2 separate regions of the Mus musculus genome follow, and region 2 is linked to region 1. A link is a loop called in an ENCODE intact Hi-C map of the cell type or tissue named here. Cell type or tissue: left cerebral cortex. All regions are shown on one strand. Each heading gives the region's core, and the rest is flanking DNA. Links, peaks and the distances in the headings are about the cores only.

What was found. A loop is a pair of places that touch in the nucleus more often than their neighbours do. Peaks named below come from ENCODE experiments on the same cell type or tissue, not always from the same donor. Only the 100,000 strongest peaks of a DNase experiment are listed, where the experiment ranks them.
Region 2: a loop joins it to region 1, with 4 times the contacts of the local background. A loop is called at or near these places in 3 of 42 quality-filtered maps.

The regions. Positions count from the first base shown.
Region 1 is chr10:43,063,565-43,079,479 of GRCm38, reverse strand. It overlaps Sobp (sine oculis binding protein), which reads left to right. Exons shown (of 7, transcript NM_175407.3): 5 at 4,792-4,887. Among named protein-coding and RNA genes, the nearest start is that of Gm47815, 37 kb to the right of the region's middle. In left cerebral cortex, for the core only: a CTCF peak has its summit at 8,504 (motif pointing right); DNase peaks (open chromatin) are centred at 5,906, 6,716 and 8,318; H3K27ac peaks cover 1,742 bases.
Region 2 is chr10:43,115,875-43,131,789 of GRCm38, reverse strand. Sobp (sine oculis binding protein) reads left to right here. Exons shown (of 7, transcript NM_175407.3): 4 at 3,860-4,011. Among named protein-coding and RNA genes, the nearest start is that of Gm51799, 40 kb to the left of the region's middle. In left cerebral cortex, for the core only: no CTCF peak of the experiment used is centred there; DNase peaks (open chromatin) are centred at 7,099, 7,458 and 9,556; H3K27ac peaks cover 2,658 bases.

The sequences.
Region 1 (15,915 bases), core at 3,788-11,787:
AGCTGCTTCTAGCTCCAGGTGCCAGGGAGGGAGAGTGGAGGTCTCACAGCTACTCCTAACTCCAGGGAGTATGTGTGTATGTGTGTGAGGGTGTGTCACAACTGCATTTAACTCCAGGTGTGTGTGAGTAGAGGGAGGCACAGGCATTTCTAACTTCAGGTGTGTGTGTGTATGTATGTATGTGGGGGGGGGCATCACAGTGGCTTCTAACTTCAAGTATATGTGGGGACATGGGGGTCACAGCTGCTTCTAACTGCAGGTGGGGTGGGGTGGAGTTATAGCTACTTCTAACTCCAGGGAGTGTGTGTGTGTGTGTGTGTGTGTGTGTGTGTGTATGTATGTATGTATGTGTGTGTGTATCGGAGTGGGTCACAGCTGCTTCTAATCCTAGGTGTTGGCCTTTCACAGCCTCTTCCAACTCGAGCTTTAGGGGAATCTGAGGCCTCTGGCCTCTATAGTCACCTGTACTCACTGTGAGAATGTGACATGGGCGCACGCGCACACACACACACACACACACACACACACACACATACACAATTAAAAACCAAAATAAATCTTTAATCCCTCCCCCACAAAAAACACAAGCCTTTGTGGAAATCTTACAATTTTAGTGAAATTTTTTTACTTTCTTCTTCTATTTTTTTTAATAGCAAAAATGTGAAGCTTTCTCAGAACAGTAAGTCAAAAATGTCCCTTTGTCCTGCCAGTCACATCTTTCATGACACATTCATAGTAAAATGCAACAAAATGGTTTCCCATCTATGTTCCCTTTTAGCAGCACATTAGCCAGAGTACAGCTGCTGGGGTTAAAGCACATGAAGTGAATTAGTCCATCAGCCAGTGTCTCCACACTCCTTCATTTCAGAACTTGTCACTCCAGAACAAAGGCAGTCAATAACACTGTCTTCTGGGCCCCAGTGGGGGCCAAGAGCCACCAGTGGGATGGTCTACTCCTGGAAGTCAATTAGCTGTGTATTGTTGGTAGGGAATTTAAGAACAATAATAAAACTGTCGGCAGGTCTGTCTGCTCTGTGTTATTACAATGACCTGCTCTGGAATAATTTCAGTGTCTACGCTGTCATCTGCAGGGGTAGTTGGGTTCCTCTCTCTGTACCCCACTACTAAGTCATTATCTGGCACCCCAAATAGAGCATATATAGATTAAGGCACAGGCCCAATACATGACATCTTAAGATGTTCTGAAATCAATCTATGTACAAGATTAGTGGCACTGCAATGGAATGTACCTGACCTTGCCCCAAGATGCTGGGCACTGGTGAGCAAGCACATTCTTGGAGCGTGTTTACCAGTCAGTGATTGAAGATAGTGATGGTTGACCCAACTCTGTCCTGCCCTCTACATAATTGTACCCTTGTTGGGGAGATAGAAGTTAAGAAAGAAAGAAAAAAAAATGGAAGTCTTGGTCTGGGTTGGAGAGATGAAGGAAGGCATTTGCTAGGAAGCGAAGCAGAAGCTCTCCAAGTCAGCTTGCTCATCAGGAACCAAGAGGCAACCATGGACAAACCAGACATTTTTCTGACAGGCAGCTGGTCCCTGGATCTCTCAACCCTTTAGAGTAAGACCCACCTTAGGGCCACATCTGCTGAGCACTGCCCAGTGGTTCAGTGTCCTCTCCGTGCCTGTGGATACCCTCCTTAGACCAGTTGCTCTTGACCTGTTTGTACACTCTGCTGTCATCTGAGAGCTTTTTATTATTCAGTTTTGTTTTTATGAGTTTATAAAAAAGCTACATTCTGAACCCTATGCTGGACCTATTAAATTAAATCTGCGGAAGGGTAGAAAGTAGGAGTCAGAAACCCATGTTGTTAGCAACAGAAAACAGCCTACCCAAGACGCTAGGCTGCCTAGTCGAATGCACTTCATTCCACTTAGTAATAACTTGAAATTTCATTTTAAAGCTTCATAATGCAAGTGGGTTTGCTGTGGTGAGAGGCATGTGTCAGTGCACATGTGCACACAGATATTAGGATCAGGGCTCAACATTCCTTGGACTTTGTGTATTCTCCATCCTGTGCAGAGCACATATCCAGCTAGACATTTTCTTTCATTTGCGTTTTATCTATTTATCTATCTATCTACCTACCTACCTACCTACCTATCTACCTATCTGTGTGCATACACATGCACTGGAGCCTGATCATTGTGCATTTGTAAAAACAACCTGGGAGTCAATTCTCTCCTTCCACCATCTGGGTCCCAGGGATTAAACTCAGGTCTCTAAGCTTAGCCATAAATGCCTTGTCCACTGAGTCATCTCAGTGACCCTGGAGGACAGGATTTCTTGGACTCTGGAGTCAGCCTGAGTGTCTGAACGAGCTGAGGGAGATGAACCCAATGGCTCAATGAAGAGACACGTTTCTGGCTTCTTTTTATTTCCCAACATCCCCAATGCTCCCCATTCTCTTTTGTTGCTGCCTAACGAAGCCTCCTAGGGATAAAGGCTTAGTATGAAACCTACACAGCACCCGAATCTTAGATAATGGGACATTTTTGTCCTTTAAACACATAGAAAGCATAGTGAGCACCTTGCATGTAAGTGAAATGAATGTATTTTTGCCTCTTATGTTGAAAATATCCATAGGCATCTGGTGTGTATGAATGTGTATACATAGTACATGCATAATAAACATATTCCACCTTATGAATATTTATACTCAAGATACATATATATTGAATATAGACATACATATGTAAATAGTAGCCCTTGTAAACGATATGCAAATTGTGCTTCTGAGCATATGTATTGCAGTGCATCAGGAATATAATAAACCCACCACCAAGCAAGACATATCTTGAGGTGGTATTTTCAAAAGTTGTTTACGATAGGGTCTAGTTACCATCCAGATAGGTACAACTCACCGGACATGGCCAGGTTACTTGAATGTGGTTCCTTCCTTTAAGGGGTCTGTCCATCACACAGTGACTTAGGATTTTGCTGTGAAGAAGTTAATATGGGTGCCGCCCACTGGCATCTCAAAGCCTGCTTCCAGCTCCCTCCGTCTCTGTACTCACTGCTGCCTCAGTCTGTTGGGGTTTAAAATGGGTCCCCTTTGAGTTCCATCATCCCACACGGCGATGTCACTGCAGAGCAGTCCTGCTGCACTGGCAAGGGGCATTATAGGCTTCAGGTGACCGTCCAGCCAGAGGCCACGATGCTTGCTTCTTTCCCTGTCACATAGGGCCTATCCTAGAACACATTTTAATTTTTCTCTGGCTTTATGGGGATAAGAGTATAAGGAAACGGTACTACCTCACCAAGATATTCATTAAAAAAAACACATAAAAATGAGCCCCAAGCAGAGCTATCCCTTCCACACAGACTCGCCATAGCCCCAACAACTCCTGACCATGTCATTTCGTTCCCCGATTCCACCTAGAGGCCTCATGACGAGTAACAGAAACCTTCACTAGATACAAGTGGTGCAATTTTCAAACATGCAGAGTACATATGGATTCCTTTAGAAACAACAGCCTACAGCGTAGCGGGGGAGCTCTGAGTGACACTTGTCGGGGTAGATTTCACTCTGTCAGGGAAATGATACGTAAGCACTGTCATTGCTGTGTCACTGACTCTGCTCGCTGCCCCTCCCCCTCCGGCCCGTATATCACAACAGGTAGTTCTCAGCTGTTCCCTCCGTGCCAGACATACATTTTATCTAAAGAGACAGCAGACAGAGCTACCTGCTGCTTCCTGTGCGGCTCTCCCTGTGTTTCTCTCCTTTTTCCTACTTCACTGGGGCTCTTAAAAATCAGCTGGCAGGGAGCCAGGAGCTCATCATTTTAATGCAGTGCAAAATGGAATATGCATAATTATATGCAAGCCATATGTGAGGGAGGCAAGCTCAGCTGTGGATTTCAGGAGGGCCAGGAGAGATAGAGATAGAGAGAGACAGAGGGAGAGATAGAGAGATAGAGATAGGAGAGGAGAGAGAGAGAAAGAGAGAGGGAGGGAGAGCATAAGCAGTTAGGGCTAAGAGAACATGAGAGCTGCAGGATGCAAATGTCCCCCTGATGAATGGATTAACGAGTGTACTTTGGACATGCCCCTTTCACCCACCTCTCCCTCACACCCCTCCAAGTCAGAAACCAATGGAGGTTAGGAAGAGAAGACTTCAGTGGGTGTTGCTGGTGAATAATGCGGATGCCTCTGTTGAAACATCAGCTTTCTCAATTGACAGCCTAGATCAAAATAACCAGGAACTTCTAATGCAGCTTCTTAATTAAATCTTTTTTTTAACTGCATTTAATAGAAGAATCATTGTTCTTATGAGATCATTGATCCTTTGGATCTTTATTTAAAAATTGAGGGCATCAATTTATCTCTAATAATATTACAGTTCAAAATATAACTATGCAATTTGCTTTTCTTATGGCCTTGCTATTAGAATTTCTTAAAAATGCTTTATCTAGAGATTGCTTAAGCATGTCAAAAACGTTTAAACACGTATGTATGTCACAGTCTCCTGACCGTGTGAGGAACTGTGTCACTACAACACTCGAGTGTTGGTGACACCCAACAAAATCAGTTGATTTGGGTCTGCTCTGTGTTCTTTGAACTATTCCACCATGATGAATTTGCATGTTGAAACCAAACAGTCTAAAGAAAAACAAATCTCAAATTTTGATACCTAAAGGGCATACTGCGTATTTAAACAAACTTCTTAATAATGTTGTTATTTCTGGATTCCCGTTTGTTTAATGATCTGAGCTTTTTTTTTCCTACCATTATTTGTAAGTCCCTAAATAGGCCATTATATTTCCCTTCAGGCTAGAGATGAAGATGGACGTGCTGAAACGTTTCCCCAGCAGCACTATGCTAAGGAAACTCCAAGGCTTGCCTTCAAGAATAACTGCGAACTACTTGTAAGAATGATATACTTACGACAAGTCTAGAATGTTACTTTAGCACAGTGAAAACAGTTTTTTTTTTTGCAAGGGTTTGTTCATGATTACATAATTTATGAAATATTATATTTTTCTGTATAGAGTTCTAAGTGCTAATTCTGATATCACTGCATATTAATTATAAGATCTCGAGTTGTTTGCAAATCTTTTATATCTGATTTTAAAGCTTGAATGGCCCTTTCTTTATTAGCTTGTTTTGGATTGTAGTTTCTAAGCAGCCACTTGGAGAATGGCTAGTAAAGATAAAAATATAACTTCGATACATGGAGCTTGAAGAATGCCCCACCCCACCCCACCCTTCCTCCTACGCCCGAGATGTGTGCTATTGTAGCAGACAAAGGTGGCTGAGTTTGCTTCAGATAGGAAAGAGAGCCCATTAGACACACAGCACTCCCTTTAGGATTCAAGTATTCCTCCACTCTCTTGCCAAACTCCATCGTCTCTCCCCTGCAGAAGGCTTAGAAGTAGTGACAGGGTGGGGGGATGTTTACTGTTGTGGGGGGAGCATCAGCTGTGACAAAGCTAGGTTCCAACGCAAGGTTAATTTGCTGTTCATTTTAGCATTTACAGGGAGACACGATGAGAAGCAAGCAGGAATGTCTATTATATTTCTATTAAATGAATCTGTTGGGGCCTTACATCCTTGATTAGCTTTTTGAAAACGAGTGCTCAGCAATGCATTTTCTGTCTACCTAAAGTAAACAGAGAATGAATTGTCATTTATTTGGCCAGTCAAACGCTGCTTTTGAAAATGAAGCTTTCGGAAGGATCTAGCGTGCTGTCCCTAAATGTTCTTTTCTTTTCAATTGCATTAAAGCAAAACATTTGCTCCAACTAAACGAAAACAGGGAAAGAAGATGAAGATGCTCAGCTGTTAACATTTGAGGTGGCTTCATTTCTGTTTGGATGTTTGGCCCAGTTTAGAGGTTTGCCAGGTCACTGCATTAGGAATTCCCACGAGTGACAGCCTTTGGGTTTGGCTCTGACAGTAACTGTCCGTTAAACACAAAGCGACCGGAGAGCAGGAGAGTGAATGGTACAGGCCTTGTCCATTCCAGCTGCAGCAGCTGCAGAGTGAGAACCTCCTTCAGGCAGCACAGCAGACACGGTCACAATGGTGCCACTCAGCCCGTGTGTGCAGCGCCCTTGACCAACTATGCTGCAGGCAGACTCACTGCTTATAAATGCAGTTGTTGGCATGAAAATTTAACTCGCCTGATATTTTATTTGAGGGCTCTTAAACATCCAGGTCTGCTGTAACATTTTATATTCCTCAGGGTATTTTCACAATGCTTTTAATGCCGTCTTGGTAACTGTGGTCATCCATGCCTGGGGGTTAGAGGGGAGCATTTGTGCTGTTTTAGGATCAGAATGCTTTTAGGACTGGCTCCCTTCTTTGTAGAAAGATTGTGAAGACTAATATACCATTCTTAGGTTTCCCCTATGTGTTGGAAAAGTAAATGTGCTTTAGAGTATACTGGAGGAAAAGAAAATTTTTAAAAAAAAATGTGAACATCATTTCCAGATCCGTTTAGAGAAGGTGCACACGCTTGCGTTGCCTGACTGACAGCCCTGCTGAGTTGGCGGGAGTTTCGAGAGGTTTGGTGCGAGCTTCACTGCAGTTTCTGTTAGAAATGCTTGCCCTTGTTCAGCTTACTTTCCCTATGATGAAAAAGAAGACAGAAAGCACAAGTAAGCGTATCTCTTTAAGAAGAAATTACAAACAGCGGCCAGCTGTTAAGAATAGCGGTGATTGGCTGTTGCTAAGGCCTGAGCAGGACTATTCCTTTGCAAAAGAATTGTTCATTCTTAAGAGAGAAATACAACTTTGGAGTTTTCTTACTACAGCTTGGAGGAGATATTTAAGGAATCTGACAGGGAGGACTGCAAACTCTACTCCAAAGTGCCTTTTTAGCTTAAGGGTGGTTCTGGCGTCTTCCTTGGCTAGCTGCAGCCCCAGCAGCAGCCTGTTGGGAAAGCATGAGAAAAGCTGGGATTGCAGAGGTCTTTGGTGTTCCCAGGTGACCAGAAGCACACAGCTGAAAGCTTGTCCCCCTGGGCTATAGGGATTTCAGACAGAAAGGGGCCTGGACCAGGTAGACAGGACATTGACTCTATGATATTGATGGTTGAATGTCTCTGCGTCCCTCCCCTAGCCCACACTTCTTGGAAGAGGCAGAACTATTGAGTAACTTATGAAAGAAAGAGAGAGAGAGAGAGAGAGAGAGAGAGAGAGAGAGAGAAAGCAAGCAAGCAGAGTAAAATCAGAGTATGCCTGGAATACACAAGCGTATGTAATCAGAAGGCACCAACAAAGAAAGCATTGGCTATAGCAGTGACTGTGCGTGCAACTGTAGAGTTCCTGTACGGTATTGATTTTTCCATTAAATCCCAAACTGTGATGTGTGCCTTCACACTAATGCACTATACACATGACTGGAGATATTTAGCTTGCTGACCAAGATTCTCTCTTTGGTGGTAACATAGTGGTTTCTAAATTAATTTTGGAAGCACAAGGCTATAAAGGCTAGTGATTACATAAACAATTCCTATGGGATGGGTCAGAGTTCAGTGTGGTCACCTAGCTCTTCATAGGCAGGTGTGTGTGTGTCTGTGTGTCTGTGTGTCTGTGTGTGTGTGTGTGTGTGTGTGTGTGTAAGAGGGAAATTTGCTTTATAATCAAACTATGACCAAAGGAAACAACTTTCAGTAAAAGCAAGTATGAGAGATTTCTGTCGGTCTTGACACTAACAGCACTATTAACATTCAAGACTAAGAATGGAGAACAGTTGGAGCCAGCCATGGCGACCAGTGCTTGCACCAGATTCCAGTCCCATCGCCAGTCTCCATATGATCACTCAGGTTCTCCCTGGAGAAGCAAGCTTGGGACTGCAAAGGTTCTTGTCTTCCCTAATAAAATGCTCATTCAGTGGGTGGGACTGAAGGAGCTGCAGCGAGAGGGAATCCTTAAGGATCTTTTGAGTTCATATTTTCTCGTTAGCCAGTTTCTTGTTAGTTCTCAGGAACTGGTTGGGCAAAAATCTTGTATTTGAGCCTGGGAAGAAAAAGACCTACAACTAGAAGAAATTGCTAGATTTGAAACTGAAAGATTTGGAGGAGGGTATGAAGATAACTGAGTTGAAATCCCAACTTGTGGGTGTGTGTGCGCGTGTTTGTGCACGTGTATGTGCGTGGGTGTTTGATGTGTGCGCATGCGTGCCTGTTGCTTGTTTGTTTCGAGACAGGGTCTCTCCCTGGAACCTGAGACTCATGGATTAGACCAGGCTGTTGGGGGCTGGGGGGTTTTCTCTGCCTCCCACCCCCACAGCGGAGCATTACTAGTTAGAAAGCTAGCAAGTGTAGGAAAGAGAGGGAAGTGCGGGGGAGAGTAAGCTTGTCCAACGAGGCTTCAGCTTCCGGAATCATCACCCAGAGTCTGAGTCTCTATGGCTTCTTCTGGCTGGTAGTGTGAGGGTTGTGAAGAAGGAGGAGGGAGGGAGCCCACAGCTGGGAGGCAAAATAAAAATAGCATGGGAAAGAATTCTTTCTGGTCACTTACAATGCCAGCAGAGGGAGAAGATGAAGACTATTTTAGTGTTGTGGCCTTGCGAACAGAGACGATGGGGTGGGGAGAGTTTAGCTGACTCTTCTATCTCAGTCCTTTGCGGAGACTGGCAGGTGGGTTAGAAGATGTACACCTCACCCCCACCCCCACCCCAAACACTGTCAGGCAGTGTTTGGCTCACAAGGATCTGTGCATCATAATAAATAAGCAGATTGGGTCATGGAATAGGGAAAAGATTCTGTCTCTGCCTAGAATGAATGAGTACATGGTTCATACCCAACATAGTCACCATTAAGCATGTGGGCTCTTGAGTAACACGTTAAGTCTTGCTTGCCCCATAGATCCAAAGGCATGAGAGACATACGACAGCACAGTGGATGCAGCTCTATCTCTTGGCCTTCTCTGAGTTTCTGGTCTTCATATGCAAAGCCTCAGAGGAGATTGTAACTGGACACAGAGGTGTACTTAGGCTTCCTGTTGTTGATACAGATGCGCTATGCAACTGTGATTCTCCTTCTTGTCATGGATGGTATTGGTCCATGGTAAGCCACGTCCTGGGAGAGTGCTAGGAAAGTCCCAGGGTGTGGAAAGGGATGAGACTCTTGCCTCATGCAACCAGTGCGCTGAATGGAAGATGCTTTTGATCTGGGCATTTCTACAGATAGATACTGATTATAGGAGTTAGAGTGTAAGAGAAGGGGGTATATCGAGCAGAAGGAAGGTAGGTAGGAAAGCACACACCATGTGCCCTGTATCCTGTGCAGCATCTCAGACGAGCATACGAGCATGGAGATGGTAGAGCCTGTTAGAGGGCAGATAGGCAGGTCAGTGGAGGAGTCCTCAGACCTGGCTCATCCTGTGGAGTCTGGGCTTCGATAGTTTTACTTTATGCAAATTCCTAGTGTTTCTATAGATTAAAAATTACTATGGAAATTTTCTAATGTTCAAGATTATATAAAAGTCATGATGTATCCCATGTGCTTTCCCCTGCCCCCAACTTGAACACTCATCAGCGAGAGTGTGCAATCTTGCACATTTGTCCCTTTTCTCTTGATATCCCATGGTGGCAGCAGTGGTGGTGGTATTTTATTTGAGATAGAATTACATTGCTTTTCCCCTCCCATTTCTCTCTCTAACCCATCCCAGGTACCCTTTCCAACTTCTCCCATGTTCCCCTCAAGTTGATAGCCTCTTTTTATTTTATTATTGTTACAAACATACACACATGCATGCACACATAACCTGCTATATCTATTTTTGTTGTTTATACATCTATGGTTTCAGGGATGACCACATTACTCTGCACTGGACAACCAATAAGGGGGCTTATCACCTAGAAAAGCTAGTTCTCCTCCTTCCAGTAGTCATTAGTGTCCTATGGTTCTTTGTCTAGGGGTGGGACACTAAAAATTTCTCCCTTCCACATTAAAATGTCCATTGCTGTAACCATTGTTCCAATCCTGTTGATGTGGCCGTTTCTCGGAGAGACCCTTACACTGTGAACTTTGGTGTTCTGACTCTTCCAACCTCTCTGCCTCTTCTTCCTCAATGATCCCCGAGCCATGGATGCAGGAACTCTGATGGGGATGCCTCCATTGCATCTGGACTCCTCACTACCCACTGGTCTTTGCCCTGTGTCTAGTTGTGGTTTCCTAGAATGGTCTCCATTTGCTGCAGAGAAGAGCTTCTCTGACGAAGGCAGGTAGCTGCACTTGTCTGTGGGGTAAGGATAAGATTTAGAATGCAGTAAGACTTTAGTAAGGAATCCTGCAGAGCTAGCAAGGTGGAGGTAGAATCTTATCTAAGGTTCATGACCTCACTAGCCCAAAGAACCTGGCTAGGCCTCCAGTACCAGGGATGGCTTCCCTCCCATTGAGTGGGGCTTACATCCAATCAGACAGCTTTTGGTTACCACCAATGTGTGAACGCCACTTATTGCTCCTTTATTCATATCTCGTCATGCTGGTCACTGTCGTGAGTCATAGGTGTTGCAGCTGGATAAGACTGTCAGTCACTCCTCCCTTCACCCCTTGCACTGTATTTTCCAGAACCATGAATGCTATGCTACAGGAAAGGGACTTTCAGGTCAGATCTAGCTTGAATCACTCAAGTCCTATGTATGAAGTATGCCGTGTTTTCAGCCAGAGCACCTACTCTTAACCCCAGAGAGGCAGCCAAGAGCTACGTTGATCATTTATATTGTTTTGAGAGTCACCTGGACTACCCTGAACAACCATTTACAGGGAAGTTTCTTGTGCCTGGAAAGGGGTTTTGTTAGTCTTGTAGTTAGTAAGACTAACTAACAAGTTAGTTTCTGTAGAGACTATTGTCAGCCCAAATGGCTTAACTTCCTTCAAGACGTGTGTGTGCATGTGTGTTTATATGCATGCATGTATGTGTGTGTGCATGTGTGTTTGTGTGCATGTGTGTGTGCATGTATGTGTGTGTGCACACACACACAAGTGTGCATATACATCTATATGCACCGTGTATAGATTTAAGTAAGTATAAGCTGGTATGATTGCACGAGGCTCACAAACAACATTGATACTATGTGTCCCTCATCTCTCTTCTTTCTGTGGTGGCTTCCCTCCATCCTCCTCAGTTGTCCCCCTCTTCACTTTCCACTCTGTAGTCCCTGTATCCCCTAGTCCCCTCTCACATACCCACCACCATGTCTGTGGTCCTTAATACTTTTCTGATTTCTGTGGTTAACCCCATGATGCATCCTTCCATCTGAGGATTTGAAGCTAGGAACCACAGATGAGGGAGAACATACCATATCTATCTTTGGGTCTGGGTTACCTCACTCAATCTTTCCTAGGTTTATCCATTTACCTGAAGGTTTCATTAGTTCATTTTTCTTCACAGCTGAAATGTACTCCAGCTGTTGGATACATGTATTATCTTTTTATTATCCATTCATCTGGCATTGAGATTGTTTTCATTTTTCTGGCTGTTGTGAATCAGGTGGCAATGAACATGGCTGGTCAAGTATCTGTGGAGTAGGATGTGTGAGTTCTTTGGGTATGTTCAGAGGAATGGGATAGATGGATGTCTTAGGGTTTCCATTGCTGTGAAGAGACTCATTGACCAAGGCAACTCTTATAAAGGAAAATGTAATTGGAACTGGCTTAGAGCTTCAGAAGTTGTCCATTATCATCATGGCGGGAAGCATGGCAGCATCCAGGCAGGCATGATGCTAGAGGAGCCTAGAGTTTTACATCTTGATTCTCAGGCACCCAGGAAGAGTCTGGCTTTCGCAGCCAGCCAGCAGGAGGATCTCTTTAGCACTAGGCATAGCTTGAGCATAGGACCTCAAAGCCCAGCCCCACAGTGACGCACTTCTCCAAAAGGTCACACCTCCTAATAGTGTCACTCCCCTGTGGGCTAAGCATTCACGCACACAAGTCTATGGCCGCCAAACCTACTCACACGGGGTCATACGGTAGACTTTTTCCCCTGTGGATTCTCCATGCTGAGTTCCAGAGTGACTGCATCAATTTGCATTTTCATAAACAGCATGAGTATTTTCTCTTTCTTCACAACCTTGCCAGCATACGTTGTCAGTTGTTTCGTTGAGCTTAACCATTCTGCCTGGGGTCCAATGGAATCTCAAAATCGCTTTGTGTTTCCTAATTGCTAGGGACGATCGATGGGCACTTTCTGAGGTATTTCTTAGCCATTTTTATTTCTTCTATTCAGAATTCTCTGTTTAGATCCCAAGCTTATTTTTTAATTTATTTACTTTATATCTCAATATCAGCCCCTCCTCCAGTACCCCTTCACACAGGTCTTCCCCCCCCCATTTCTCCCCCCTTCTCCTTTGAGAAAAGGAAGCACCACTCTGGGTATCACTCCTGCTTACACCCCCCATATCACTCCCTCTACTAACTTCTCCACTCCCATTCCCCCTGGCACATCAAATTCCTGAAGGACTAGGCACATCTTCTCCCTTTGAGGCCAGGCGAGGTTGTTCAGTTAGGGGACCACCTAGCCCGTTTTTAATTGGGTAATTCCCCTGTAGTATAATAAATCATGTGTGCTTCCTTTTGCTTGGTGTGGAGGGTTTGTTTGCTTGTTTGTTTATCTGTTTGTTAGTTTTTGATAAAGGTTTCAGTGCCTGTCTTCCCTGCTCAGGAATGCTGCATTGGTGCTGATTTAGACAGGAGCTGAAGTTTGGGAGCTATTCACACATAAGGCAGAAGACTCTTGCTTGTGCATTGCACCATTTCCTCCAGGCCCAGTACAGCCTTGAACATCTTAGGCAATGAGGTGTGTATACCCCAGTGCCAGGAATGCCTTCAATCTTTGCTTTCTAGCCTCTAGCTTTATGTGTATTTATTTTAAAATAAGATCAACTTTCCTTGCAACCCAATGCACCAATACCTGCCAACCCTTAAAATGTGATAGCAACTGCCACGTTTCATTTGGAACTTCATCAGCCTTTCAAAGTAGTTCCAAGTGACCAAAATCCTTCTTCCTGGTTCTGTTGTTCTAACCAAAGCCACACGTGTGACCCCACTGACTTCAAATTGTTGCTTAGCTGTTATGGCTGAGCTATACAAAGACCAAAGGTTGATTTGTGTGATACACCAGAACTCTTACTGCAGCAAATAAAACATATGGGACATATACACGCACGGTATACCATGTATCGACTTTCCACAAGGGGCTGCCATAGACCTAGAGGGTAGAGTGGCCCAGGAAATGCAGGGACAGATTGATTACTGTCTAGAGAGAACTGCCCTGTCTCTCTATCAAACTTCCAAATCTCTCTAGTCTTGAACTACTCCTATGTTCTCATGGGATTCTGAGCTGTCTTTCAGATCAATAAAAGACCTTCTGGAAATGAAAGCAATGGTCTTAAACTAAGCAAGGCACCGCTCTGATAAGAATGGTCAATTTACGCTCTTGGCAAGACCATCTTGATTCTACACAGGCTGAAGGGGTGGCAGCCATACAAGCTTCCCTGTCTCATCTGTCCATTCCTCTCCTGCCATCGGAATGGTGGCCTCACTTATTCTCTGGCTTTTGGACTCTTCTTCCTGACTTGGCCTTGTGGTATAGGACCTTTCTTTTCTCCTCTACAGAGACCCTCCAGACTACACTGGAGCATCCCCTCTCACAAGTACAAACCATATCATGACTCTTTTTTTAGTTCTTTGTGTTTGGAGAAGAAGCCACCTAGGGATGGTCTAGAGTGGCCAGCTCTTGCTTGCACCCAGAGGCTTTGGGGGATATAGGAACCTCGATTTGATCTGAGGCCCTGGTTGCCTGCAGGTTCTTCTCTTCCAAAGCTTGGGAAACCTTTGTCTTTCTAGTTTCAGGGCAGCTGCAGGGAAAGGTCTGGGCGGGGTGGTTTGCTTTCCGTGCTGGTTTCTCACAGCACACATGCAGACGTTCTTTGAGCCAGAGAGACAGAAGCGAGACCATGTGTTCTCCAAAGGCGACACTGTGGTTTGGCAGGTGAGAGCTCTGCTCTGCCAGCTCTATGGCACTGGCAAGTTCCCGACCCAGAGCCATCAGAGTAAAGAAAGCACTCATACATCATAGCGTCAACTTGGAAACCAAATAGCATCTCCTATAGGAAGCACTTAGCAGGAGCCTTAGTGCCTGCTTAGCAGGAGCCTTAGTACCTGCACATAAGTAGGAGCTTTGCTTCTAATTAAACAGAGCTAGAAGGCTTGGGGCAAATGCTAGCCGGTGCTCTACTCTCCACTCAAGCCTCTTAGCTCCTGTTCTAGACAGAGTATATGTTTTTTTTTTTAAGAGAAAAAAAGCAAACAGGGCATTTTGTTGTGAGTTTGGTTTTGAGACAGGGTCTCAGTTAGAGCTGTGGAAAGCCTCCAACTTGCCATCCTCCTGCCTCAGCCTTGTAGGCACTGGAATTGCAGGTCTGCACCCTCATATCCAGCTCCCAAGGGCAGTATTTTAATGAAATCAAACGAGCTTTGGCGCAGTGCACACATCCATTCAGTTGCCTGCTAGTGTCCGCGGAACTAGAAAATGCCCATGGACTGCCAGTCAGCGCTGCTGATTGAGAAAGTACTGCGTTGTTTGAGTCCTGCCTAGGAAGAACCCCAAAATTACTCTGATGAATGGACTGTTGCCAAGTTTAAGACTCTTCTCCACTGTATCTACAAGCTGTGAGACTTTGGACAAACTATGGAATCTCCCATTCTGTGTCCTCCAATACAATGAGAACAGTAACAACTCCCCACGAAGGCTGGTGTTAGGGGTGAAGGAATAAACTTCTGGAAGTTGCTCAGAAAAGTTTCTGGCAAACACTTGGCACTTACTCACTGTTGCAAACACTTGGCACTTACTCACTGTTGTTATTACTGGGGCTAATCTAAGGTTGTTTGCTTTGAAGCACATCTTACATTCCTCCTTAGCCAAATTTTCAGGCAAATCTGATTTTTTACAAATACACAGAGAAGCCACAGGATGAAGGGGGCAACGTGCACTGAGTAACTGATTCTTAGACTACACTTAAACATACATATTACTCTCAATGAATATGGGCTACACCATGCAAGACCTCTTGAAGCTGCCCAACCATTTAACAGTGAAGTTTTCATCTGAGATTGCAACTAAATTGAGTCTGGTAGACTAGTAATCCCAGCACACAGGAGGTTTAGGCAGGAAATGCTGAAAGTTCAAAAGCAGCCTGGACTATGTGGTGAAATCTTGCCTTAAAACATATATATATATATATATCAAGAAAATAAAGGTAAAGGGGAAAATGTGATTTATGCAAATATGTATCTGTATTACCAAATGACTGTCTCTGGCAGCACTAAGGAAATGATGTAAGAAACCACACTGTGTGGGATAGCTCCAGAGAACCTGTGTGGTACTGGATCTTTAGAGAACTCTCCTCTAGATTTCCATTCTGACCATAACTTTGCTAAGTAGATGCTGTTTCAATTTATAGACAAGGAAATTATCTATAGCGCATGTACAGCGATGTTACACTCTTGCTGATGGGCAAGAGGAGAGTTTCCAGTGGACAGAGCTGGGTCTCACCCTCATCTCTCTGACATATACCCCATCCAGTGCTCAGGCCAGTCTGTACTTCAGCCTCCACGGGGTCTTAAATAGTTTTCTAGCTCAGTGTCAGAGGAGTTCAGCATGTGGTTGTGGGGTGAAGGAGTCGACTCTTCGTAGCATCTCTGTAGTAACAGCTCTTAGGTAGCCCCTAAAGCTAAGAAGGAGAGAGAGCTGTGTGACAACAGCATTTTATTCAGAAACCGAGGTCAAGGTCTGAGAATTCCCAATCTATCAGAGAGTGAGGAAAAGAACCAAATCATTCATATATACATATATATGTGTATACACACACACACACACACACACACACACACACACACATATATATATACATATGTGTGTGTGTATATATATATATATATATA
Region 2 (15,915 bases), core at 4,023-12,022, 52 kb before region 1:
AGAAGTCTGTCCAGATATGCCCACAGGATACTCTGACATAGGTAATTCCTCAACTAAGGTTCCCTCTTCCATGTGGGTCTAGATTGTGCCAAATTGACAATAAAAACTAGCACACTAGACTTTAAGTTAAAAAACAAATGAACAACAAACAACAAAAACCCGTATTAGTCAAAAATAAAATTTGGCTGTAATTTCTTAAGGAAAGTTCACTAATTAGGGGTAGCCATTGTGGCAGAATTTAAGCTGTGTTTTGACTGACAAGATCATTTAATCATCAGAGTCCCTTAAATGTGGAGCTGTTATGAGACTGGAATACCTGTCATATGTGAAAATATTTTCGTGAACTTTTGGAATCACCCACTTATCAGACTCATGTTTGGGTCATTCACAGTTGAGAACTTTGTGTCAGAAAAGGAGACATCAACATCCCGCAGCGCCTTCCCAGGGCTCTTGCCAGTGAGACGCAGAACAGATAGGAATACTGATTTAGTTAGCAAGACAGTTGCTAGTTGTCATTCCACAACTTTTATAAGATAACAAAAGTGTCTTTTCTTCTCCCTTTAAGAACATTTCACGAGACTAACGTGTTTCAAAGTTGTACACTTTTATTTGTTAGCTGTCCTCGTCACTCTTTACTTCCCAGTGACTCTGGAGTGGAGCTGGAGAAGGGTTCAGGTTACCCTTGACCCTGCACATACCTGTCTTCCTCAGGGCCAGACCCCTGTGGTGGGCTAACCCCCTGCCTCCTACAGCCCCACCCTTTGCACTGTCCAGTCTCTGCTTTAGTGTATTACAGCTAAAAGAGCCAGGACTTTAAAATTTCATGTTTTCTTTCTCAAACCAGACTATTTAAAGGAAGGAACGCCAAGGCAAAATGAATGTGTGTTCTCGAGTGACTCCTTGGGAAGTGGGGTTCTTGTTGAACTGTGAGGCCAAATGACATCCGTCATGACACTTTTCCTTACAGGTTTCACCAGAGCAGAGATCATTACATTACCACCAGGTCATTTGTGAGAGCTCTGCGGTGTCATCTTCTTTTTCAGGAACTTAGACTTTAAGGCAGCGTGTCAACTGGAACAATAGGAACTATTAGTGCTAGTTGGCGTAGTGGTGATGGATAATCATTTTAAACTACTAGTAATCTAAGAAAGTGCTTTACCTGAGGTCTCTTAGTTTTTTGCTAACTTTTCATGCCATGAGAAGTATCCATTCATAGGTAGGCGTCATATATAAATCCTATGAAATAGAAGTAACAGCTCTCTGAATAGAACATATCCATCCAATGCAGTAATTATGTTACATGTGAATTCATATCATTGGCTTTATTAAAGAATGTTATGTTATCAAAAATGTTTACTAACAGCAAAGGTCCTCTTATACTGTCGTGTTTGATAGTGAGCCATAGATTCCAGTGTGTGATTTGTGAACTAGTATGCGTTATTAAAATGACCGTGTTTATCCTGCCAGTAGACAAAGTGCCGCACGTGGCTCTGAGCAAATACTTGGGGAGAAACGCCCTATCACTGCATCACACATTCATTTGTTTCTAGTTTTGCAGGCTGATGACCACAGTGCCTCAAAGCAGATCTTTTCCCTGGAAGTGGGATGAGTGCATGACAGGCTCTATGAGCCATGGATGTGTCAACAACCCAGGGGGAGGGCCCCGCTTAACAATTAGTCTCTGGGGGTTCACTCAGAAGTCAGACACACTATGCCGGAGTTTGTTGGGGATTTTGTGATTCTCATTCATGTCTGAATTATGAGTCTGGGTTAGTACAAAACAGAGTCTATAAAGAAGGATTGCAACTAATATGGCAACTAGAGCTACACATGTGCACACATACACACCCATGGACAGACATACTCATGCACATACACATACACACACACAATATATATACACTCAGACATACACATGCACACATATACATACACACATATGTGCATATACAGACTCATACACATGCTCATGCATACACACATAATACACATACACACTCAGATACCCACACATGCACACACATATGGACATACATGCATATACATACATATACACACATGTACATGCATATACACATATACATGTTCACACATAATGCACATATACACTCAGATACATATACATATACATACTCACACAGAAACATACACACACATACTGTACATACACACTTAGATACACACATGTACACACATAACATGCATGTACAAACTCAGATAACACATCACACACATACATATATGTACCACATACACACACAATTCACATATGCACTCAGATACATACATACAGGTATGTGCATACACATACATGTACACAGACACATACATGTTTATACACAAAGACACTGACACAACACATTTACATGTGCATACAAGCTTAGATAAAGACACATATATAAACATACACACATGTGCACACATGATGCACATATACACTCAGACACATGTACACATAAATGCACATACATGACATATAAATGCACACAGACTCATACATGCACATATATACTTAGACATTCACACAAACACACTCAGACATGCACACACACACATACACTTGGACACACACATGTATACACACATGCAGACATATTATGCACATGTTCACACACACACACAGAGTCAAATGAGAGGACAGAGAACACTACTCAAGATACACTGAAAGCTCCCAGGAGTCAGCCAGAAAATATTTTTAAGAATTTCCAACATTGTTTACTTCCCTAAAAGAGACCAATATTCCCAAGCCTCAGGCATTTGAGTGCCACCAGCCTTCCTGTGGTTCCTTACTCTGCATTGTGCTTCACTTGGTATGCTTAATTTAATTCATTCTCTTTGCTCTCTTTAACAGCCCATCTGTCTTAAGCAGAAATGGATGTGACAGTCGTGGTAGCTTATGCTAGTTACGTTTTTCTTCCCATAGAAGGGGATGGCATGTAGCATTGTGAATATTAGAAATACTTGCAAACCATCTAGAACCCATCTGAGCACCCTTGTTGACATGGTTGAGGGGTCTTCCAGGAGCTGAGGGACGCTCTTCCCCCCAGCCATCCCTCCCCGCCCCCCTTCCCCAGTCTGCCTGAGAATACTCTCACAACCTCATACTGGGAATTCCCTCTTCCAGAAGCCACGTCAGACAGAGCCGAGTTAAATGAGCTTGTGCTTCCTTGAGGTCATCGGGGCTGGAAGGCTCACTGCAGGAGAATGCCCAGTAAGCCAGGCCTGCCTGCTGTCCACTGCCAGAATTTGGCCATTCACAATGCCTTTTTGATTAAGCAGGTGGCTTGGGAATCATGTTGTGGCAGTAAAATACAGTAGTGTTCTTTTACCTATGATGGGAGCATGTGTGGTGTTGCTGGCCCCTGACTGTCAAAAGTTCACACGAGGGTACTGAGTTGCACACACAGGTTTGCATGGCCCAAGTTGCCTCACCTACTGCCCATTTTGAAGACTTTCCACAGGACCCTTGAGGAAATGGGCTGTTTATTTTATAAACTCTTCCTTTATCTCTCAGGGTGGTTTGACTAGACAGATTGAGAGGAGGCAAAGTACCCCTGGAATTCCTGTAGCTTTGTAACGGTGCTCTGGTTTCTAAGTAAAATGTTTTTTGGAAACAGGAACACCCACAAGCCCCTAAGGAGAAAAACAAACAAATATACCCTGCCGCTCCAGCTTCACACCGACCCTGCCCCCATCCCCACCTCTGCCCCTAAGATTGGCAGCCCTAACTCCATTAGAAAATGGTGAGGTCTGGAAATTGCAAGTCGACCCCGGGGAACTCGGTCAGGGTCAGGGTGTGTCTAAATATGAAGGGATGTTTGCTTCTGATATGAACGTTTTTCTTATACTTTTATTATAGAAGATGATGTGTCAAATGTACAAATAATGTGTGCCTGGTGCCAGAAAGTGGGGATCAAGCGCTATTCCCTGAGTATGGGAAGCGAGGTGAAAAGCTTCTGCAGCGAGAAATGCTTTGCGGCCTGCCGGAGAGCCTACTTCAAAAGAAACAAGGTAAGCCACCTTAGAGAGGCCGCGGGCCACCCTCGCGTGCGCATGCGCCTCCTAGCCCTAGCTGGACACTGTGGCCCTACCCCTGTGTAGTCTTTATTCTGTTTTGTCCGTTTCTTCCTGTCATGCTTAACTTTTTGGAATAAGAAACCCCACCCTAACATACCTTGACCATCAATTTCTCTTGGCTTGGTGTTTGAGTTCTGAGAGGTGAGTGAATCTGCGGAAGAACTGAAGTCCCAGCTGGTACCCTATCCGGAGGGCATAGTCTAGAGCCCACCAGGGAGAAGTAGCAGGGGAGAGCCAGGCATTAGCAGCAGAGAGAGGCTCTAGTTCACACACACAGCGGGGGATATGGCTGCTGTTTCCAAAACCTGACGCACAGAGTCTAGTCAAGACAAAATTGTCAAACCTCCCTTGACACGGGATGTTAGAGTTGATTGATCATGACAAGAGGGGCAATAATGAATACATACACTAACACTGCTCACTCGTGAGAGTAACGGATTAGCACAGGAAGAGACATAGTAAAGTTTTGACTTTTTTTTTTAAAGGCAGTCTAAGTCTGAAGATGGGCTTTTAGAATAGTATTAGCCACTCTGTAATAAACATTAGAAATGGGATGCATGATGTTTTAACAAGCACATACACACACTGGCACACGAACTTCCCAGTTCTTAAGGACATGCTAACATTTGTCACCAAGGTCTGAAGTCCATTTCTAGCCTTTGATTATTTCTCATTGATCTGCAAAATGTCCTTACTTCATGAAACCGTCCACATTTTGCTAAGCATTTAGCCTTTCCCTTTCTGTAATACAAGATAAAAACCTGTCCATTCTTGAAGCAAGAACTTGCCTTTCTAAAGTTTGCAATCCTGAATGCTAATCAGGGCTCACTGCATTGCAAGCACCATTGCAGCAAATAATCTCCTGCAAATTTGGGTCACATTCATTTTGCCAGAAACCAGAATGCCTGAAAAATTAGGCTGCAGAATTCAATGAGTTGGAATTTTAGTAGCAGTCTCTAAGAATTAGGCTCACAATCTTCACTGGAACTAGGAGACAAGTAAGGAAATTGTCTGGACATCTTTGGGGACAGTCAAGAGTAGGGTTCACTTTCCCTCGGGAGGAGATTAGAATGATCTCCAAGAGCCTGGGGCGCCCATTCTGAATGCAGAACACTGAGAATAACAGTCCTAGGAGTGGGCCTAGCAATTTCTTTTTTAAAGCTCTACTTACAACAACAAAATACTTTGCATTCCTCCACAGAAGATGGCTGTAGAGCAGGGCCTTTTGTCATTCTACGATATCGATGGACTGCTGGCAGAGAATAAGGCCAAGAAATAAGGCGCAGTATCACAACACTAATGATACCACTTACACTCTGCAGTCAGTCTTTGAGGAAAGGCATCTGATGCCACTGGAAGAGCAGTCCAGAGTACACTGTTAGACAGTATGTGTGTGTGTATATGTATATGTACATGTGTATGTATATATACCCACATATTTTAAAAGCATATTGTGTGTATATATATATGTGTGTGTGTGTATATATATATGCGCTTTTAAAATATAGTGATAAAGTTTAAGATAAAACTGAATTATAAGCTTCTATGGCATGCATTTTTGAAAGATGGCTAATGGAAATTGAATGAAGAAAAAGAAATAAAAAGGGATGAAAGCACATGACTGATCCTAGGTATGATGGAGAAGAAAGTTTATTACAGGTATGTGGGAGAGTGTAGCCAGAGGCAGACACATCTGGGAGAGTCCAGAGTGGTCATGACCCTGGACCATGAGGGAAGAGGGGGAGGGGAAGGAAGAGAGGGCCGCCAAGTGCAGAAGCCAGGAGGCCAGAGGTACAAAGAGAACAAAAAGAAAAGGGGCAGAAAACCAAAAGGTCTGGTTTATATAGGGAAGAGCCAAGTTCAGGGTAGAGGGCGGGGTATGCCAGCCATGCCCTGAAATAGGTAGGGACTGAGGGATGCTGGGAGATCCTGGAAGCCAGGTCCGCTTTGATATATTAAATAGACACTTCAGCAGCGTGTCCTGGGTTTGAAACTTAACAGCTTAACAAGAAGCAGGGTAAGAGTTAGTATTTGGAACGCAGAGGAGGGACAGTCAGAAGTGAGGCAAGGCCCACTCAGCCTCACTTCCCGTGAGGAGCTCCTGGGATGAGTCTCTAGCATCTTGCAAACCTGGGGAGTTGCTATGGTTTGACCTAGCCAGTGACTTTGCCTGCTGGTCTCGGCGGCCCCTTAGCACACATATGACCTGTCTTCTTTCACCTTCTCTCCTGTTTATGTATTCCAAAGCTCTGCCTGGTCAGTTTCTCCAAATCGAGAGATCAACGTCTTACATTACCCGCTAGGCTCTGCTTTTTCCCCGAGTGTTATCTCTGAAACAATATCCTATTGTATTACTACAAACATGTACAGCTGCTGCATTTCTGTTAACCGATAGGATTTTGTGGTCATTTCATTTAGGGATTAGGTTTCCTAATGGCTTGTATTAGATCCCAGAGCTGCATCCGGCCATTTCTAAGAACTGCTGTTACATGCCCCAGAGTGTTCCCAACTGCAGACCGTGGCAGATAGCTACATCTCTTCGTGTATCATTTAACAAAGTTCTTAGTTTTCATTAGTAGACTTCATCTTAGAAATCCTTCCCATTTCTACATAACAAGCTTCCCTCTTCCCATGTTTTTAAATACCAAGAAGTAGATGGAAAACAGCGAATAATGCATGCACAGAAGAGAGTTTTGTCTTAGGTATAGAGTAGATTTTTTTTAAATGTGAAATTAACTATGCTGTAAATTATGCTTTATAATGACAGCCCATTTCTTGCTGGATAGCATGCTGGGATCTAAAAATGGCCTCCAAGTTGAACCCAAATTGCACGCATAACTTTACAAAGGAAAACCCTCAGACAAGGTAGATAATTAGGAGCCGTATTCAGCCGACCTCTGTTTTGTGTCTGAGCAACACCTGCATTTGTGAATGTAAATTGGACAGCTGTGCTTGGGCCCCTGTGCACGCCTCCCCAGAAATGCTTGCGCGACTACAGGCAGCATGGCGTTGCTGCTAAAAACAAAGATAAAAATAGCCCAACACTCAAAATGAAGGCCTATGAAAATGAGCTTTGAAAATTTCATTTGCTTCTCAAGCCTTTCTTTTTCTTTGGGACCTGGGAGGCTGAAAAAAAAAATGTCACATTTGTCTCTCATAAAGCTCTGCCATTTAGAGTCAGGTGAGCAGGTGGCTGAGTTAACCAGTTATGGTATGTTTTAAACTGAATTCAGATTTTATCTAGAAGTTATCTGGATGGCTGCAAGCATGTAGGCATTTTTGCAGACTGTTCCTGCTAACATTCTGTGAGAAGCCCATGAGTCACAGCTGTATTCACTTACGGAATCCATGCAGCTATGAGTTTACACATGGCAGGATGTTGGCTCTGAGACGTGGGCAGTGTTAATTCATAATGTATCTTATACCAGCCTGATTTCTACAAGGTTTAACTGCCGACTCAAAGATTTTTAAGCCAGTGTAGGAGGAGCTTATATAGTCTACAGGCATTGGGCATTGGCGTAGGACATTGGGTACCAATGGGAGGGACTTATGTAATCTAGGGGCATGGACATTGGCTACTGATGGCATGTCAATCTCATTATTTGAGACAGAGACAACTTTTCTTCTTTTTCCCCTTTTATTAAAAGTAGCTTCCTTTTTTTTCATATAATATATTCTGACTCCAGTTTTCCCACCCTCTACACCTACCAGTTCCTTCTCTTCTCCCCTCCTTCCCAACCAGATCCACTCCGTCTCTGTCTCTCATTAGACCAGAACAGGCTTCTAAGAGATAACAGCAAGCACAACATGATAAAATATAGTAAGATAAAACAAAAACCATCACATCGAAGTTGGACGAGGCAAGCCAACCGAAGGAAGAGAGCAGGCACAAGCATCAGAGACCTGCTGTGCACACACTCAGGAGTCCCATAGACACTAAACTGAAACCACAGTACATACACAGAGGACCTGGTGCAGACCCGGGCAGGCCTTGTGCGTGCAGCTTCAGTCTCTGTGAGCTCACACGAGCTTTGCTCAGTTGATCTAGAGGGCCTTGTTCTCCTGGTGTCCTCCCCCCTCTGGCTCACACACTTCCTCTTCTGTGGGGTTCCAGACAGGGACAACTTCTCAAAGTGCTCCTGAGGCCACAGAGAATAGGACGTGAGAGTGCCTTTACCCTAGAGAGTCATAAGGAAGGAGTCAGAGGTTATAAAGCCGCCTGGCTGCTTTTGCAGTAGATGCAGAAACAGAGTTTAACGTGCTTTATTTTTATTTTATGTTTGTTGTATGTGAATGCCTGTTTGGCCTGCCTGTATGACTTTCAGGCCTGAAGTTACAGATAGTTCTGAGTTGCCATGTGGGTGCTCAGAATTGAACCAGGTCCTTTGGAAAAACAGCCACTGAGCCAACTCTCTAGCCCGAGTTCAACCTTTTAATATCAATTCTACTTTGTAAAATGGCAGAGTGCTTAAAATGTTCTTTTTATTATCCCTCTTAAAAAAAGATCTTAACAAGACTACAAATAGTACTCTTGAATGGCATTTATTTTGTCTTTTTGTGTGTGTGTGTGAGAAATAAATATCCTGTTGTCTAAACTAGTATTCCAAAAGGAGCCAGGAAATCAAAACCGAAGGAAAATGGCCAATGTAAGGCAAGGATGACTGCTTCCTTTCCTTGTTCAAACCTCAAGTTTGTGGTGTTCCGAATGACATTGAAAAGTAATAAATACAGGTTCCTAAGAGCATCCAACTTTGCCTCCTCCTTCTACTTCCCATGGATTGAGGCAGGAATAGATTCTTCTTCAGCAGATGTTGTAGCTCCCAGTGCACCATCATGACGCACAGTGAAGATCATAGATGCTAGAGATGGAGATGCTTGTGAGCGATGTCATTGAGGTTTCCCAATAGCTGCCGTCGTAACAGACACTCTGCGTGGGGACTATTGTTCAATAAGCATTGATTTGACTGTCAAACTATAGCCTGGATGCATCCCAGTGTTTTATTAGAGGTGTCTTTTAGAGGGAACCCATCACTAATTAGCATACATCATCACAGTTTTTGTCGTTATATTTTATTTATACATAGAGTGTAATTTTGTTGTTGTTGTTGCTGTTTTGGTTTTTCAAATTAAACCTAAGCATAGCCTGAAAAGATTTCCTGGTTTTAGACTTAATTATGAAACCCAGTAGTGTAGAAGAAATGTGTAGCAAAATCTCTGCTAATATACTGGTTAACGTGTCCAGTTTTTACTCTTTAGACACGTGCAATGTTTTATTGCAAAATGGCTGTCATTCACAAAGCTTTGAGAAGGGCATTAAGAAATTACTTGCAGTTAATGTCCTCTAACTGCCTCAGTCTCTGGCCAAAGACTTGATTCTGCTTGATGTTTGCACACTGGCTTGCAAGTAAATGAGGCCAGGAGCCAGGGTTGTTCTACTGGATTTCCCTGGCTTTTATTGGGCATAGGGAAGCTTGCAAGATCTGATTGTCTGCATTTGGCCTGCACTTGGCCTTGGCTGCTCAGTCTTAGAAAAACCTTCCAACTGCTTAGCATATAGGGTAGTCCTCTCTCCAGGCCTTCACTTTGTAGGCTGAGGTCTAAGTTCCCTTTGGACACAGCAAACAGGGACGTCCTCAGGAAGCTCTGGGAGAAAAACAACTAAGCCAACAGTTTTCCTGTACTCTCACATTTTAAAATATGGAATGGAATTGTAGTGAGCTGCCATAACTGGGAGTCTCTGAGAGCAATAATGGGGGAGAGGAGTGTGCTAGTCCCTGAAACACTCTGTGAGTGGGAAGAAAGCCGGAAGCTCTGGCAGGTGGAATGAAGTGAAGTTGCGGGGAAAACTTAAAGCACAGGTTTCTGTGGAAAGCCAGAGGGAGATCCAGGACAGAAGTTCTGCAAGCAGGTGGGACACAGTGCCCTAGGAATGCCACCACAGGCCTCGGGGACACGCACAGATCCTTATATTGATCTGAATCCTTGAAAACTGTGTGAGAATTGTATGTGTAAGGGAGACGTGCGTGCAATCAGAATGGACAGGTGAGTATATCCTGAAAAGAAGGACTTAGCAAACACTTCCGTTTTCTAATGGGCTTTGGAGCTTGTGAGGGGAAACAAAGAATCCTAACCTGTTACCCAGAATGAATTCCAACTTCTAAATACCACCGAGTATTTCAGTTAAGTGTGAGGAGCTGATCAAGACTCTACAGAGCTTCAAGACTCCGTGTTCTCAGCGAGTGTGAGCAGAGTGGGGATTTTTGATAAATCTGACACTAGTTTCCTGCTGATCAGCATACAGGATTGTTGCCACATACATGGGAATGCTAATTCCAGACACAGTAGATCTCTGGCTCTCCTTCTGGTGCTAGCTAATGCTAGTCACTTGAATCAAGTCTTTCTCATCTGAGCTGCCAGTAATTATCCAATCCGTCCAGGAGGCACACTCCCTTTTAACATTAACCACAGTGTCAGATTTCATCAGCCACATTGTGTCCCAGTGACTTCTGCTGCATGGAGATAAATGTGCACATTTGGAATTCGTAGTCTGTCTGTTTGGGCAGTGGGCAGTTCAGGAAACGAACGATCAGGAAGGGATCTATTTATTTGTGCTGTATATTCGCCTAATTGATCCAGTCACATGCCGGGATTCCTGCCTTGGTACTAATAGTGCTTGGTTTATTTGAAGAACGAGAACTGAACAAATGATCTGAGGAGTCCTTTTGAGGGGTTTCTCTCCTCCTAACCTGCACTCAGCATGGCTGCACTCCCTGAGTTTGCCTGCTCAAAAAAAAAAAAAAAAAAAAAAAAAAAAAAAAGCTTTGTGAAACCCATTGGTGAACAGTGCAGGGGCAGAGTTGGGAAGTTTTGTGTGAGCTTGCCAGAGAAACCAAGGGGAAATGATCATGTGTCTTTCTAGGATTGAAGTCGCACTCTTGTTAATTCATGCTTTGCTAAAAATGTGGAATATCTGAATAAATGCATGCCAAAGAGGCCTGGGGGCTCACACTGAGATATTTTAAGATAGTTGAATGAGCCCAGAGTTTGTTTTATTTTTTTTTCATAGACATTTGCAGGGTCTGATTCTAAAATCTAGTACACCCAGGAAGGTCATATCCACAAGATCCCAAGTTTTGGGTGTGCACAGGTTATTATTAGTTTCCCTCCATTTCGATGCCTCTGTGTAGCTCTTGAACCATGAGTAAAAGTATGGACTGGGCAAGATGTGCATAACTCTTTGTTCCTTGGGTTCCTAGCTTTCAGCTCATATCATGGCTTGGGATAGAATAAAGGAAAAAATTGCTTTAAAAAGCCACTTAGTTCCTGTCACTGCATATCAGATTGCATGGAAATCCCTATGCTACAATCTACCCTTAGAGGAGCTGTCTACACAGTGGAGTCTAATGTATGTCAATAGATGTGTGCAGGGCTATAGACCACTAGAAGCCTGAGAAGGCTAACTAGTAACCATAAGAAGCCATAGAAGTTGCTTGCACCCTGCTGTAGTTTACTGAGCATCTTGGGTAAGCAATACTCCTATAGTCCTTAACAGAGATGGAGATGATCAGAGGCTGGGGATGGGAGTCAGTATCCAGTAAGCCCAGAATTTGTGTCTCACTGCTCAGAGTCAGGCCAAGACTCACTAAGTCAGTGCGAGACTTGCTCATGTGGGGTGTCCTTGGTGTGTTATCTTTCTGTCTTTGTCTCTAGTACAGGAATCAAACCTAGAATGCTGCACATGCTAGGCAAGAACATGCCACTGAGAGAGATAGCCCCAGTTTTTAAAATATTTTATTTTGCAAAAGGGTCTCTTTAAGTTGTCCAGGCTGGCCTTGAACTAACCAAGTAGACTATGTAGGCCTTGAACTTGGGATCCTCCGTAACTGCTGTTACAGGAATGTGCCGCTGTAGCTGCCTCAGACTTGCTCAATGTTTGATTGCTGAATTCAGCCGAGAGACGACATGATCTTTGGTGGTGAGGGATGTCGTTAAGCTATGTAATGTTATTAAAGTAACATTTTAAGTGATGAGATTAAGCCGGAGAGTTAAATTTATTCAATCATGCGGTGTCTTTGTAGGTCATCCTCCAGAGGAAAAGTAAATAGGGGACTAAAATCCACTCATGATTAAGACCCTCAACTGTCGACTTGCATAGTGTTAGGAGCCCTGATTAGTCCTCGCATGGTAAAATACTCCTCATCAGTTGGCTGTGGCTAAGGGTTAACTGTTCTATTATAAATTCAGATATTAATGTATTTTCTACTTAATTCATCTCCAGATAGAGGAAATATAGTTAGTAGATGTGAATTTTTTACTTCCAAATGTACTTTGGAAACATTATAGTGATTTATGAGCGAGCATTAGCGATGAGAAGGAGAAATCATTCATAAATATGGTGAAATGTATTTAACCACCTTTGATTGTGGGGGGGGAAACTGCCTTGATTTTGAAATGATTATTTTTCTACAGCAATAGAATTTATGATACGAATGAAACATTTTACATACAGGTTTTAATCATACACATTTGAATTTTCTCTTAAATTTATTTTTAAATTATCTCTTTTAACGCATAAATTTTTTGACTAGCTCATTAGCATTAAAAGCTACACCCTCCCCACTAAGTGTATTTTGGAAGCTCAGAGGTGTACGAGGCATTTAGAGATATGTGCGATGTCTAAAATATCACCAAACATCCATGATAAAGTGCTGATTTCTGTATAGATCCAATGAAAGACATTATCTTGTAATAGGTCTTGATTGAATGATTTATAATTGACATATGGGGAAAAGTTTTATGATTATACATGCAACATTCTGTTTTAAGGATTTCTGGAGGCCCAGTTCAGCATCTGTAAGGATGTATGTTCCTTAAACTGCTATAATGTAGTGTGCATCATTGATGTGAAAGACAAGGGGAATCTGCCTGGTGGAAAAGAAATGCCTCCTTCTTGCTCTCATTTGTTTTGACTCTAGAAAAATAAGCACTCTCAAGGTTTGTTACTTAGTCATCTAATTAGTATAAAATAAAATAAAATCCAGAAGTGATGGCTCATGCCTGTAGCCTTAGCATTTGGGAGGTAGAGACAGGAGGAATAGGGGGTCCAAGCTACCTCTGGCAATGCAGGAGTTTCAGGACAGCCTAGGCTACGTGAGATCCTGCCTCAGAAAAAAAAAATCAAAAGATAAAAATAAAGCGCGCGCGCACACACACACACACACACACACACACACACACACACACACACATTCAGAGTAAAAGAAAAAGCCTGTGCCCTAAAGGAACTCTTACAGGAAGCTATATCCCAGTGGGTAGATAGATAATTTCCTGTAGTGATAAATGCTGTGAGAGCAGGTGGGGAAATGTGACTGTCTGTGATGGGCTCTATACATCTTGTGACTACAGATGCCATCTTGGAGGAGGTGGCACATAGGTAGGGACAGAAGGAAATGACAAAGCTAGTTGTGTGACCGGCTTGTAGCAGGAGGTGCCAGCAGGAAAGAGGGGTAGGAAAGTAGAGGTTGGAAGGCAGAAACGAGCGTGGCAGTTTTAAACAGCTCAGGAAGGGCGGGGTGTCTGGGGATGAAGGATGCAGGTGGCTAGGAGCCAAGCTGTGGAGCTGGAGAGGAAGCCTTTGGGGTTGATTCTATAAGTGCAGTACAACCCCAAGAAGTTGCTGTGCAGGGTAGTGAAGTGATCCAATATTGGTTGCTGATTGAACTTCCATTAAGGCAATGATTCATTTAAGAACCTGCGTGCAAACGGGATTTGGAAAGTTAGAAAGGCAACAGAATTCCCATCAAAGTTGGGTGTGCCTGGTAATAGAAAACTAAAAATAGCTTATTTGCTGAATTATTCATTAGTAATTATGAAACATTTCCCAGTAGCTAAAGTCAAACCAGTCCAGTGGTGTTAGGGGAGGAGCTGATGGGGAGGAGGGAAAGAGGAGGGACAGTGCTGACTGTAGTGTAGATGGGCCCATCCCAGCCTGTGGGGGAGGTCACTTCACAGAGAGCCACTCGGGTGGAAAGCCTGTGACACCCCTAGGCTTCTCTAATGCTGCCTCCAGAAGCAATGGGAGGAAGCAGTGATGTTGAAGGACCATCGTTGGGTATAAGGATTATTTTGAAGTTTATGTTATCCAAAAATAGATGTAGTCTGGTAACTACTATAATATGTCCTAACTGGTACTGGTTTAAATAATAAGAGACATCTGTACTTCTGTTCATACTTTGGGGTAGGCTGACATGGCGGTGCAGTGGTCTTATCATGGCACCACTGTTTACCTTTGCCGTCTTTGTATTGTGTAGACACCATAGTGGCAATCCTGGGATTTTGGTTTCTTTAAAAATCAGAGAAATAGTTTAAGAATATATTTTCACTTGAATCCCAGGTTTTGGGGTGTGAGCTGCTTTGGCTGTCTACTGCAACGGACTATGATTTGCCTCATGCTCTAGCAGAGGGGTGGTTTTGCCAGCTGCAGATAGTGGCTGTGATTGTGTGACTTTTGGAATTCTGGGAACTTTTCGGAGGGTATAGAAATGGGAGGGCCCTGAGAGGTGGGGTTGGTGATTGTTGGTCATTCAGGGGCGTTTGGTGTGGGATGTTGTTTGACATCTATGCTCAAAAGAGGCATGCTCAATGAAAAAACCAAAGGAAAGAAGTTAGATCCAGGGATCTCTCTCGCTCTCTCTCCTTCTATCTCCCTCCACTATCCTTCTTTCTCTCCTACCTAGTGATAGGGATTGAAACAGGTGTGGGGGGGGGGAGGATAAATGGCGAGAAAAAGAACCCACAAAGTGGCAAAGGTCAGCTGTAAGAATTAGATTCAGGGATTTTCCCCATTCCTCTCCCCCTATCCTTGTTTCTGTTCTATCTAGTATTAGGGGATGAAACCAGGGGGATAAAGGGTATGAAAAAGAACCCACAAGTAGCAAAGACCAGCTACTGCAGAGTATTGGCTGTATTCCAAGGCAAGTGCCCACGTGTCATGGAGCTGCTAGCAACATGTGGACTCCAAGCTCCTTTGTTCTCCCATGAGTGGCTGTGTCCTAACATTTACTGCCCACACCCACACCAGAGGCTTATCCCAGAATGAGGGGCTATGGTGAGCATAATAGAATTCTCTGGTTAGTTGGAACTGATTTGAGCTTTCCTCTGATGTGTTTGTCTGCCCCTAAGCTCCTCAGGCTATGAGGAAGGGCAACCATGACAATGAAAGTCTGAGAAGAGAGAGGTCACCCAAGTGACAGCTGATGGCAGGAGCTGGCACATGTCTGGTAGAGAGGCAGCCATGATCTCAAGTTATGTCATGAGGTTGAATTCCTCATGCATGGAATGTGTTGTGTCTATCTAGTCTTGTTAGGTTGATGTAATGTGGAATCTAAATGTGGATTAAAAGTTTAAATTGTGGTCAGCACTTGGATTGCTTCAGTGAACAACCTCCTCTACTCCAGACCAGCTGTTTGTGAAATCCAGGTTTTAGAATGCTGTGTGTGGTACCAGGGCTAAAGGGTTGACATTCTTTGCTGTTTTCAGACGCTAGGATATGAGATTACAACTATGTGGTTAGTTGTTACTGCTCTCTATTCACGGACAGTAATAAAGGTAGGTTTCAATCAGAGAGCCTGGTGCATAGTGTATTTTCATTAGTGTAAATGGCTTGGGTTAGGCTGGCCCGGTACCATCCTGCAAATGGAAAGGCAGATGCTTTGGCCTGGATGTGTGATGAGATGAGGCTGTGCTTTCAAGGGCTCACCACTTCACACATTAAAGCCACTTTCTCTGTAATGCTTAACCATGTCTGCGACAGGGAAGGGAAAGTGAAGTGTTCAAAAA